Regions from separate parts of the Mus musculus genome. Here region 2 is linked to region 1. Evidence: chromatin contacts called from ENCODE Hi-C data. All regions are on one chromosome and are shown on one strand. The core of a region is the stretch at or near the end of the contact, and the rest is flanking DNA. Distances in the headings are between cores, read along the strand shown. Region 1 has its middle 37 kb from the start of Homer1. Region 2 holds the start of Homer1 (homer scaffolding protein 1).

Region 1 (4,968 bases), core at 856-3,355:
TGTATTGAGAAGAAGAGAGTAGAAACAGGAAGGATTTGAGGTTCAGCAGCGCAAGAGATTGATTTTGAAACATTCTGAACTTATATTTTTATTGCTTTTAACAAGATTTATAACCTATTCAAAAATGCAATAGAATGAGCACCACAGGCAAATTTATTTGAAATCACCAGAACCAGCACAAAAGTAGTCGTGACTTCAGCTTGGCAGTGTGTCCCTATTGAAAATAGTTTTTGTGATCTGTAATAGTGGATGTTGTACTAACAAGGTTTGCTGTATGAAGAATAAGATGAAAACATTTCTGAAGTAAGGATGATGATTAATAATGAAGATGAAAAGCTGTTTTAATGCAACCACCTTTTGTTATGCTAATAAAATCACAATCTAACAGCAGCATGGACTTTAAGAATTATTACATCAAACAGGGATGTTAAGAACATGAAGGGCAGAGACTGACAGTTTTTTTAGTTTGAATCCAGTAGAGCCAGATAGTACTGAGTAAATCATTTAATATCTGTGACCCTCAATTTTCTAGATCCTAATATGTACCTAATAATGGTACCTGAAGGGCTCACTGTAATAATTAAGCAATGTGCAAGCCCTAGGTATTTATTTGTTTGTGTTGTCATCTTCTGGTTTGTTCTGTTTTTTGTTTTTTGTTTTTTTGTTTTAACTGATGTGGGAACTGCCCTCATTCCCTCCTTTTAGTTTTATCTCATAATCAGCTGCTTTAGAATAGCTGTCAGGGTCTTGAGGGTCTAGAGCTTGTCTAGCGTATGAGGCGACCTGGATAACTCCACTATCTCAAAAACAAGAGGCTGTTAAAGAGACAAGAAACAGACCATGTGAGACTCGGGGAGGCTGACTTAAAATGCTTACAAAGGCATTCTTTTCCTTTGATGCCTCTGTACAGACCCTGTAAGCTTTTTTATGCAGGAGTGTACGTACCATCCCAGCTCTGTGACCTCAAGCATGGAAGCCGAGCCAGGCAGATTCTGTAACACCCAAACAGAAAGTCTTCTATGCTTCTTGCTCAGTAATCTCTGAATCTCTGAGCCACTACATTTTAAGCCTCTCACATCTGTAAACTAAAGTGCAGAATGTCTTTGACTTTGTATTTATTTAGCACATGGAGGCTGAAGTAAATTCCTGGCTTGCTAAAAGGTCACTTCTCCCCACACAAACTGTGTCTTCCTTCCAAGACCTTTGCAGGTCTTTAAATTCGCTTCAAAGATTGCCCAGGAGTTAAGAGATTCCTTAAGATCATATTAGGAGGTAGTCTGTAATCCCAGCACTCTAGAAGCTCAGGCTGATGCGTGATGAGTTTGAAGTTAGCCTAGGCTATATATCAAATTTGAGGTTAATGTGAGCTACATAGCGATACCCTTTCTCAAAACACAAAGCAAAACCAAGTTTCTTAGGTCCCTAAGATTTTTAAGCCAAACCTCACAAAACAGCTACCCTCAAGGAGAAAGGCTATATTCACAGTTCTGCCCACCCAACTCCTACAGAAGGCTTCTTTAGAATGGCACAACATCCTCCAGTGGAGATCCAGAGAGAAAGTGGGCCACTTCTATCCTTAGCCCTCTGCATACCTAGTTTAAAATGAACAAACACTGAAGCTTCAGGCACATGGAGCCCTCCACTCTTCTGTGCTATCCCCTTAGCTAGCAGTGTCTCTCTGAGGTCCTCTCACCAGAAAAGGGGTCAGTCAACACGCCTGATCTATTTACCCAAATCATTTCCCCCAGCCCACCTCCTTCATTACTGTTGTTGGCATCTTCTACTTGGAAGAACTCAATCTGTAAACTTGGCGAATTAGTTTCTCTTCTTGTTGCTAAGACAAAATACCTGACAAGAATCAAGTTAAGGAAGGAAGGATTTATTTGGCTCAGAGTCCCCTGGCAGGGAGGTCATGGTATAGTGCCTCTCGCATTACACCCATAGTCAGGAAGGCATGAGGATGAATGCTAGTGCCCAGCTCATTTATCCTTTTCACTCAGTCCAGGACCCCAGGCAGTGGGAGGGCAGCACCCACAGCTACGGTGGGACGACCCTCCTCACTTAACCTAAACCAGATAGCCCTTCACAAGCACGCCCAGGGGCTGACCTAAGCTAGCTAATCCCTGCTCAGATGTTGACAGGCACTGTACCGGGTGTTCTCTCCCCAGATAACATTTACACATTTTAAATTCACATCTCCCAGCACAGGGGGAGCTCTGAACCCTATTTTTTTTAACAGTTCTTCAAATTAAGCTTTTTGATCTGTATACTTTATACCCTTCTGTCACAGTTAGGGTTTTACTGCTGTGAACAGACACCATGACCAAGGCAACTCTTTTTTTTTTTTTTTTTTTAAGATTTATTTATTATTATATGTAAATACACTGTAGCTGTCTTCAGACACTCCAGAAGAGGGAGTCAGATCCTGTTACAGATGGTTGTGAGCCACCATGTGGTTGCTGGGATTTGAACTCTGGACCTTCGGAAGAGCAGTCGGGTGCTCTTACACACTGAGCCATCTCACCAGCCCCCAAGGCAACTCTTACAAGGACAACATTTAATAGGGGCTGGCTTACAGGTTGAGGGTTCAGTCCTTTGTTATGAAGGTATGACAATGTCCAGGCAGGCATGGTGTAGGAAGAGCTGAGAGTTCTACATCTTGTCCTGAAGTCAAACAGAAGAAGACTGGCTTCCAGGGAGCTAGGATGAGGATCTTAAAGCCCACACACAATGACACACCTTCTCTAACAAGGCCACACCTACTCCAACAAGGCCACAGCTCCTAATAGTGCCACTCCCTGGGCCAAGCATATTCAAACCATCACACCTTCTTTCTTCTTATTCTCATTTTCTCGCCATAATTTTTAAATATTGTCACTCCAATGGTGACACAGTCTTTAAAATGTCATTTTCAACAGTAGGAAATAACGTTACATGTGAGGATTTGTTTTGTTTTGTTTTGTTTTGGAGACAGGGTTTTGTTGTAGCCCAGGCAGACCTTGAACTTACTATGTAGCTAAAGACAATCTTGGTTTTCCTGTTGCTACTTTCTAAGTGTTGGAGTTAGGAAGAACTTACATCTTGTATATTTCCTCTACTGGCTTTTCCTTTGACGCATGATTGTTATTTTCCTAAGTGCTCGCTGTATTTCTGTATAAATTTCTCTTACATGCTAAGGCACCTTTCCCCAGGAGGTTGTTTGCATATTTTTCAGTGACTCTCCCCTTCAATGACAAGATCAGTAGTTTGTCCTGTGCACTGCAGTGCTATCTGTGAGCCTCCACAGCCATTCCTGCAATTCTCTTAGAATTCAGATAGATAATCTCTCAGGCTTCTGGCGAGGTTGCCCTGGCAGGTTGTACAAGTTCACTAGCATTTGCTCTTTTATCTTTGAGATATATATATTTAAACTTAGATATATCAAAGTGTGTGACTCCTTTCTTTCTGGCTCATTAAATAGGTTGTGAGTACTTCTTACTATTTAGTCATGAGAAATGCCTCCCCTTAGTGCTGTAAAGTGTTTTGTGATTTTTCAGACATATAAAGTATATAATTTTCAAGTTTTTATTGGGTACAATAATATCAATTTCTGTGAATCCAATAGAAATTTATCTATAAAACTTCTGAAAATCTATTAATTTTATAAAGTATATAATTTGAAAGTAAAAATTATGCTTCTTTAGTAAAAATGAGAGAAAAACAGTTCCTTTATCATGCTAGCTCCCATCGCTACTTCTGCACTCTCTCTCTCTCTCTCTCTTTCTCTCTCTCTCTTTCTAGACAGGGTTTCTCTGTGTAGCCCTTGCTATTTTAGAATTCACCATATAGAGCAGGCTGGCCTTGAACTCAAAGATCCACCTGCCTCTGCCTCCTGAGTGCTGGGATTGAAGGTGTGTGCCACCACACCCCAGCTAACTTTCTGCTTCATATAAAGGTGCTCTTCTCAGTTTGATGTTCCCTGCATTATGCCTCTCGACTTCTTCTCGTTAGACATATTCTATAATTAACTTATCAAGCAATTCTAAAGGAAAACTCAAACAATACTGTAATCAGCACGTGATACTTTGCAGTTATTGGGTGGCTATTACATGGTCAGCATTCTGCTAAGCATTTTATGTGTATTTTCCCAACAGGATAAGTGTTACATAAACACCACATATTTAATTCTGCTCATTAACTCAAAGCTGCCCCTGAGAATCCCTCCTCCTTCCTATTCCTCTCAGCTACCTCACCTCTAGGTAAACACCATCCACCTCTGCCTCTTTGGATTAAGTTGTATTCTCTAGAGTTTCATGCAAATAGAATCATACCAGATATCCTTCTTATAGCTTATTTCACTCAGCACAGCTGTTAGGATCCACATTCACTACAGCACATTTCGGTCATCAGGGGTTCCCATTGTATGGATTTGTGACCCCTACTCTATCTGCTCATGTGTTGGAGGGCAGTTAGTGACTTTCAGTTTGGAATGACTCTCGACCATGCTGCTGTGAGGGTTCATGTTTGCATCTTTGTAGGAATATGTGTGTCATCGTCTCTTGCAAAATACTATGAGTGAAGTGCTACGTAGATGTATGTTTAGCATGTTGAGAGACCACCAAGCTGTTGTACGAAGTAGCTGAACATTTTGCTTTCTCACCTATCTATAATGTAATCACCCCCTGTTTAAAAGGCAGGGAATGGAGTGTCAGCAGGGAACTGTCATTTGCTTAAGGGCCAGGCGATTTGAGCCTAAATCTACCTAATTCCTAAATCTGTCGAATCCCAAAACTTTTACTTTCCCCACTCTGTTTGTTGGCAACTTAATAACTAAATAAGGCATTCCTAGAAGTCTGGGAAACTGATTGATTGCTGACTACTATGGTCTTTCTCTGCCATAACTAGCTCTGTGACAAAGAGAAATTACCTGTGAGGGCTCGTTTATTTGTTTGAAAGCACAGTAGATTACAGGGCCTTCACATCCTTTAG
Region 2 (5,001 bases), core at 178-2,677, 37 kb before region 1:
CCGGAGGCAACTCAACAAGGCAGACAATTCAGTTAGTTCTTGTCGGTAAAATGATTTCACTCGCGCTGACACCAAAATGTTCAAACATTTGGAATTTGAAAAGGTTGCGCGGAGAATATAGCACTTAACTATTCCACAAAATTAAGCGTACGTGTAGAAAAAACGCAAAAGCCAGCTTCAGCAAGTCTGATAAAAAATGAGTTCGCTGGTCATTTCGCTCACGTCTTCCACGACACTCAGGCAGCCAGGTTACTCGGCCTTTTTGGGCTAAGGCGGTGGGTTCAAATTTCACCACACCAGGTCCCTGGGGGTGGAGCGTGCAACCCAACGCGACGTGCACTTGAATAAAAATCCTACAGGCAGCAATGCTACTGCCTCCCTTACGTTTAAAAAAAAAAATTATATAGAAGAAATCTCGAAGTGCAAACCCCAGCCGCTCCCGATGTGCACGGCACACCACATTGGAATCTGTCCTTTGAATGTTCGTCCTCCTAAGACTCGGAGCAGAGAGGAGGTGGAGAGCAGGCAGAGAAGGCTGGGAAGGATCGATTCGTTTTCCCGAGGAGCAGCAGCGGAGCCATTTCCAGGCTGGCAGCTAGCTGGGGGCGCAGCCGCCGGGGAGCAGCGCAGGGGCCCGAGCCCACCTCCTTTGGCTTCCCGGCCCCCGCCGAGCACAATGGAGCCCCGCTCGCGGCCGCCCCCTCTTCCCGCCTCTCCTCGCAGCACCCGCGGCCTCGGGCTCCCGACGGCGGAGAATGAATGAATCAGAGAACCCAACCCCGCGCGGTCCCCTGCACCCAGCCCCCAAGCTCCCGGCGGCCGCGCGCTGAGGCGAGAGGCTGGCGGCTCGTCCGAGGCACGGCAGCCGCGGCTCGTGCCCCCACCCCGGCTCGTCTCTCCCGCTCCGCGCCGCCTCACATTCCCGGGGCTGCCGCTGCCTCCTTACACTCCCCTCAGCGGCTGACTCCGTCGGCCCGGGCGGCCTGGCGCCCGTCGCTGCCTCTGACTCCACGGAGCGGGCTCCGAACCGAGCGCAGCCGAGGGCGCCGCTTCCCGGTCCGCGCCGCCGGCGTGAGACGAGCACGGCAGCGGAGCAGGAGAGGGGGCGGGGCGGGGCGGGGCGGGGCGGAGAGCGCGGCCCTCCCGGCTCGAGGGGCGGAGCGCTGCCGCCGCCGCAGGCCGGCGGAGGAGGTGGGGCGCGGCGGAGGCGGGGCCCGGGCTCGGACCGGGGCGCTGAGGAACAACACCGGAGGGGATGAGCTGGCCGGTCCGTCGGTCCGTCCCTTTTTCCTTCCCCTCCCCTAGCGGCCGGCGGCGGACGGGCAGTGCGCTCGGCTCCTGCGCTGGCTCTGGGCCGCCACGGCCTCGTCCGCTCCGCACGCCGGGTGCTCGCGCTGTGTCTCCATCCTCCCCGCAGAAGGACCTTTAAATAGCAACGTCAGCGCGCTCCTCTCCGCACATACGTCACCCTCCGCTCACGTCAGCTTGTGCGGGGGATGATGTCACGCGGCCGGAAGTACTGCTAAATTAGGGAAAGAGCTGGGGGAGGCGGGCTGAGCGAGCTGCTCCGGGCCCACCTGCTCCCGGTTCTCTCGCTTCTCCTTAAAGGCCAAGGCGCCGGAGACAGTCTGAGGAGAGCTCGGAGAAGGAAGCGGCGGGAGGAGGTTTCCTTGGCACAAATGTGCCATATGCGAATGAATCACTCATAGCAACAGTGCCGAAGTGTCGCCGGTAAAGTCCTGTCTCCCTCTCCCACTGGGTTTGCAGCAGCATCCCCGGGCTGTTCACATCCCAACCTGCAGGGAATCGTGGGAGGGAGAGTGATCACTGCTGGTAGACTCGGGGAAAACCACCGTTAATTTTAGGAATCCTAAATACCATTCTGAACATAGTCAACTTTTAAGCTTTCTCCCCTCCTAAAGGCGTGCGTTTTAACTTAAAAAAAAAAAAAAAAAAAAAAAAAAAGAGTAGAGTTAGGAGCAAACCTCTTGTTACAAAGGATAGTAATTAAAGCAGAATGAGATTTCCAAATGTTCTAAATGTTGCAGTTCGCTGCATAGCCATGGTTCTGCAAGGCATAATGAGTCAAATTCATTAAAGTAAACTTAGTTCCCTCAGATAATTACCCTTCTACAGCATCGCAAGTGCCAACGAATCACCTTAGGTCTGACTTACCAAGGATATGAATTACAGTCTGGAAACAAAGTCCTACTTTATTAACACAAACATACGTTTGGGTTCCTGATTATTTTGAATCTTGTAAGCACAATAGCTCTCGAGTATATTTTCATTTTTTTTAATGTGGCAAGGATGACTAGCCGTCTATAAATTTATAGCTGCATATGTGAAATTGTGTTTTTAAAGTCATGAAGTTTTAAAATGGCCCTGTGTTGTTAAGGGCCTTTTATTGGTTAGACTCACAGAATGAGTTTTGCTTTTATTCCATTTAACTTGACAATTGTGGTTCAGAAATAGAAGTGCTGCACCCTGCTAAAGGCCATTAGTACTTCAGTTACTCCAAAGAGTCAGTGACCACATTTTACAAACTAAACTCATTTGACATGAAACATGAAACTCACTTCATTCAAAACCTGAAGTGACCCGAGAAATCCAGGACATGATATTATTACAAAATCATTAAATTGTCCTTAGAAGAATAGTACATCAATGCCAATGCAGTTCAAAAGAAAGTCAGCTAAAATTCTATAGATCATGCCAGGAGTGGTGGGTTTTGTTTTGCCTTGTTTGATTAAGATCTTGAACACCTGGGCTCTCTTCCCTAATCCCTCCTAAGCAATGCAGTTACAAGAATGTCCCTTGCTTGCCTGCTATATGTGGTTTTTAATACATGTTTTTAATGTTAACACATGATTTTTTTAATTAAGGAACAACAATTTTGCTTTTTTTTTCCATTGACATTTTCTTGCTTGAGTTTGGCAAAGTGTTAGGGCTAATTTATAACTAATCAGACTGCCTGATCATTTACCTGAACATTATAAAGTTATGATCTTGCTTTAAATTTGAAATATTAAAAAGACTGAGAGGAGTTTTTTTTTTCCTTTTTTTTCCCACATGTGTGTATGCATGTGTGTGTGCATGTGCTGGAACATGTGTACACGATAGAATGGAAATCAGGTTTAACGTGAGGAGTCTTCCTTGATTGCTGTCCACCTTATTGATGGATGGAGGGAGGGTCTCTCTCTCTCTCTCTCTCTCAACCAAACTCATCTTATCAGGAGGGCTAATCCAACTGACCAGCTTACTCTGGGCATCCAGTCTCTGGCTTCCTAGTACAGGAGATAGAGGTGGATGGCCACCCCACTCAGGGCTCACATCCAGTCTCTGCCTTCCCAGTGCAGGAGCTACAGGTGGACAGCCAACCCCACTCAGGGCTTATGTGGATGGTAGGGATCTAAACTCTGGTCTTCACACCTGAGTGGTAACTCAGGGTCTGGTTTTGTTTTAGTGTTGTAATGGAAGATTAATGAAAAGCAAATATCTGCTTTCCAAATCGGCTAATATACCATTGTACTGATAGAACTGATACTAAGTTATATTTCAGACAAATTTTTACTTAAATATAAAATACAAAAACAATGACACTGTTATTTTTCAAATAATGTCATCTTATGATCCTTGCAAAGTACAAATGCAATGTGTTATTACTCTCTAAAATGAAAAAAAGAAAAACTTTAAAAAACTACTCACCTACCCTTATTCTCTATTTCTGGGTCTTTCTTACTGTGTTAACTAACACTTATGTGACCATTTTCAAACACATTCAAGCCTATGATTGTAGCCTCCTCCCATTTGTGTTCTTTATCAAACTGATTTTTACCCACCTGCCAAGACAGTCTGTGAGCTGCTTCGGTGCCTTTAGAGTTTCTTTAAAGTCCTTTGCTCGGTTTCTGTTTGTCACAGGGTGTGGTGTCTTCTCAGCTGCCTCTTGCCAGCTGAAAGAGCAACTTTTTGTACATACATCTGACTGTTCACTGTGATGTAATTACTCAAAGCCTAAGTGGTCATTTCAGCATCTTATTCTAGCAACAATTGGCCAAGTTTTATTCTTTCCCCATTTGTGTGGGATTCACATATCAGGAAGTAGCTGTGTTGCCAAAGGTTTAAGTAAAACCTAGAAACATAATATGAGAGATGTCCTAGGGAAAATAAATGCCCTTCCTATTACCCTACTTTGAAACATTTCTAGTACACTTCCGACAGGAGTCGGAGAACCATTATATGGCTTTTTATCCATCAATAGATATCTTTTCTGCTAAAATGAGCTGTCATACCATAAATTCCAACTCTAATTTCCTTCTGTTGTTTTAAAGTACTGAACTTCCTAGAAAGGAGTGGATTTCTCTCACCGGAAGAGGAAGAAAGAACTTCAGCAGCATTTCAGTTTTTAACAGTTCCTCTTTTCCAGTATGCTCTCAAATTTATGGGGCGGTTTATGAATACCCTCTGATTTTAGAATCTGTGGGCGAAGACATCTGTTTCAGTTTTGGGTTTATTTCCATGCCCTTAGCAGGAGATGGTAGTCTCCAATGGATGTTCATAGATGTGTCATGAAATGGGTCTTTTTCAATGAAAAGTCATTCATGAGCTAGAAAAAAAATGCAGAAAAGAGAGTTAAAGCCAGGTTTTATTTTTAATTGACTTACATTAGATAATGCCACTGTCACTTCAAATAAAGTCATAAGCAGAAATACTGGATAGATAGCTCCCCTGCAATAGAAATCCCACAAGCTTATGACAAAAAAAAATGTATAAGAAACTAAATAACCAGCGAAGACTAAAAGTAATAAGAAAAGAATGAAACCGTAGAAAACAATTTCTAGTGGGTGCTAAAAATCTCATTGCACATGCTCTAAGGTTTAGCACACACAGGCCATCATTTACTTGAGTTGGCTTGGATAAAGGCATCTTTCATTATTATTACAGTCTTCATCTCAGCAGAAATGAGGTGGCAGAAAAGTCTTTTCAAATGAATTTCAATTA

What was found. A loop is a pair of places that touch in the nucleus more often than their neighbours do.
Region 2: a loop to region 1 is called in a map of left cerebral cortex, with 5 times the contacts of the local background. The contact joins the promoter of Homer1 here to the enhancer-like site in region 1. A Hi-C loop is called at or near these places in 4 of 37 maps with a recorded cell type or tissue (gastrocnemius, left cerebral cortex and regulatory T cell).

What each region holds. Positions count from the first base shown.
Region 1 is chr13:93,263,900-93,268,867 of GRCm38, reverse strand. No RefSeq gene overlaps it. Among named protein-coding and RNA genes, the nearest start is that of Homer1, 37 kb to the left of the region's middle. Within about 2 kb of position 2,105, at least 1 of the 3 ENCODE cell types and tissues checked has a DNase peak (open chromatin) inside an H3K27ac peak, as active enhancers do; it is left cerebral cortex, where a contact is called at or near this core.
Region 2 is chr13:93,300,183-93,305,183 of GRCm38, reverse strand. Homer1 (homer scaffolding protein 1) reads right to left here and starts at 1,427. Exons shown (of 10, transcript NM_147176.4): 1 at 1-1,427.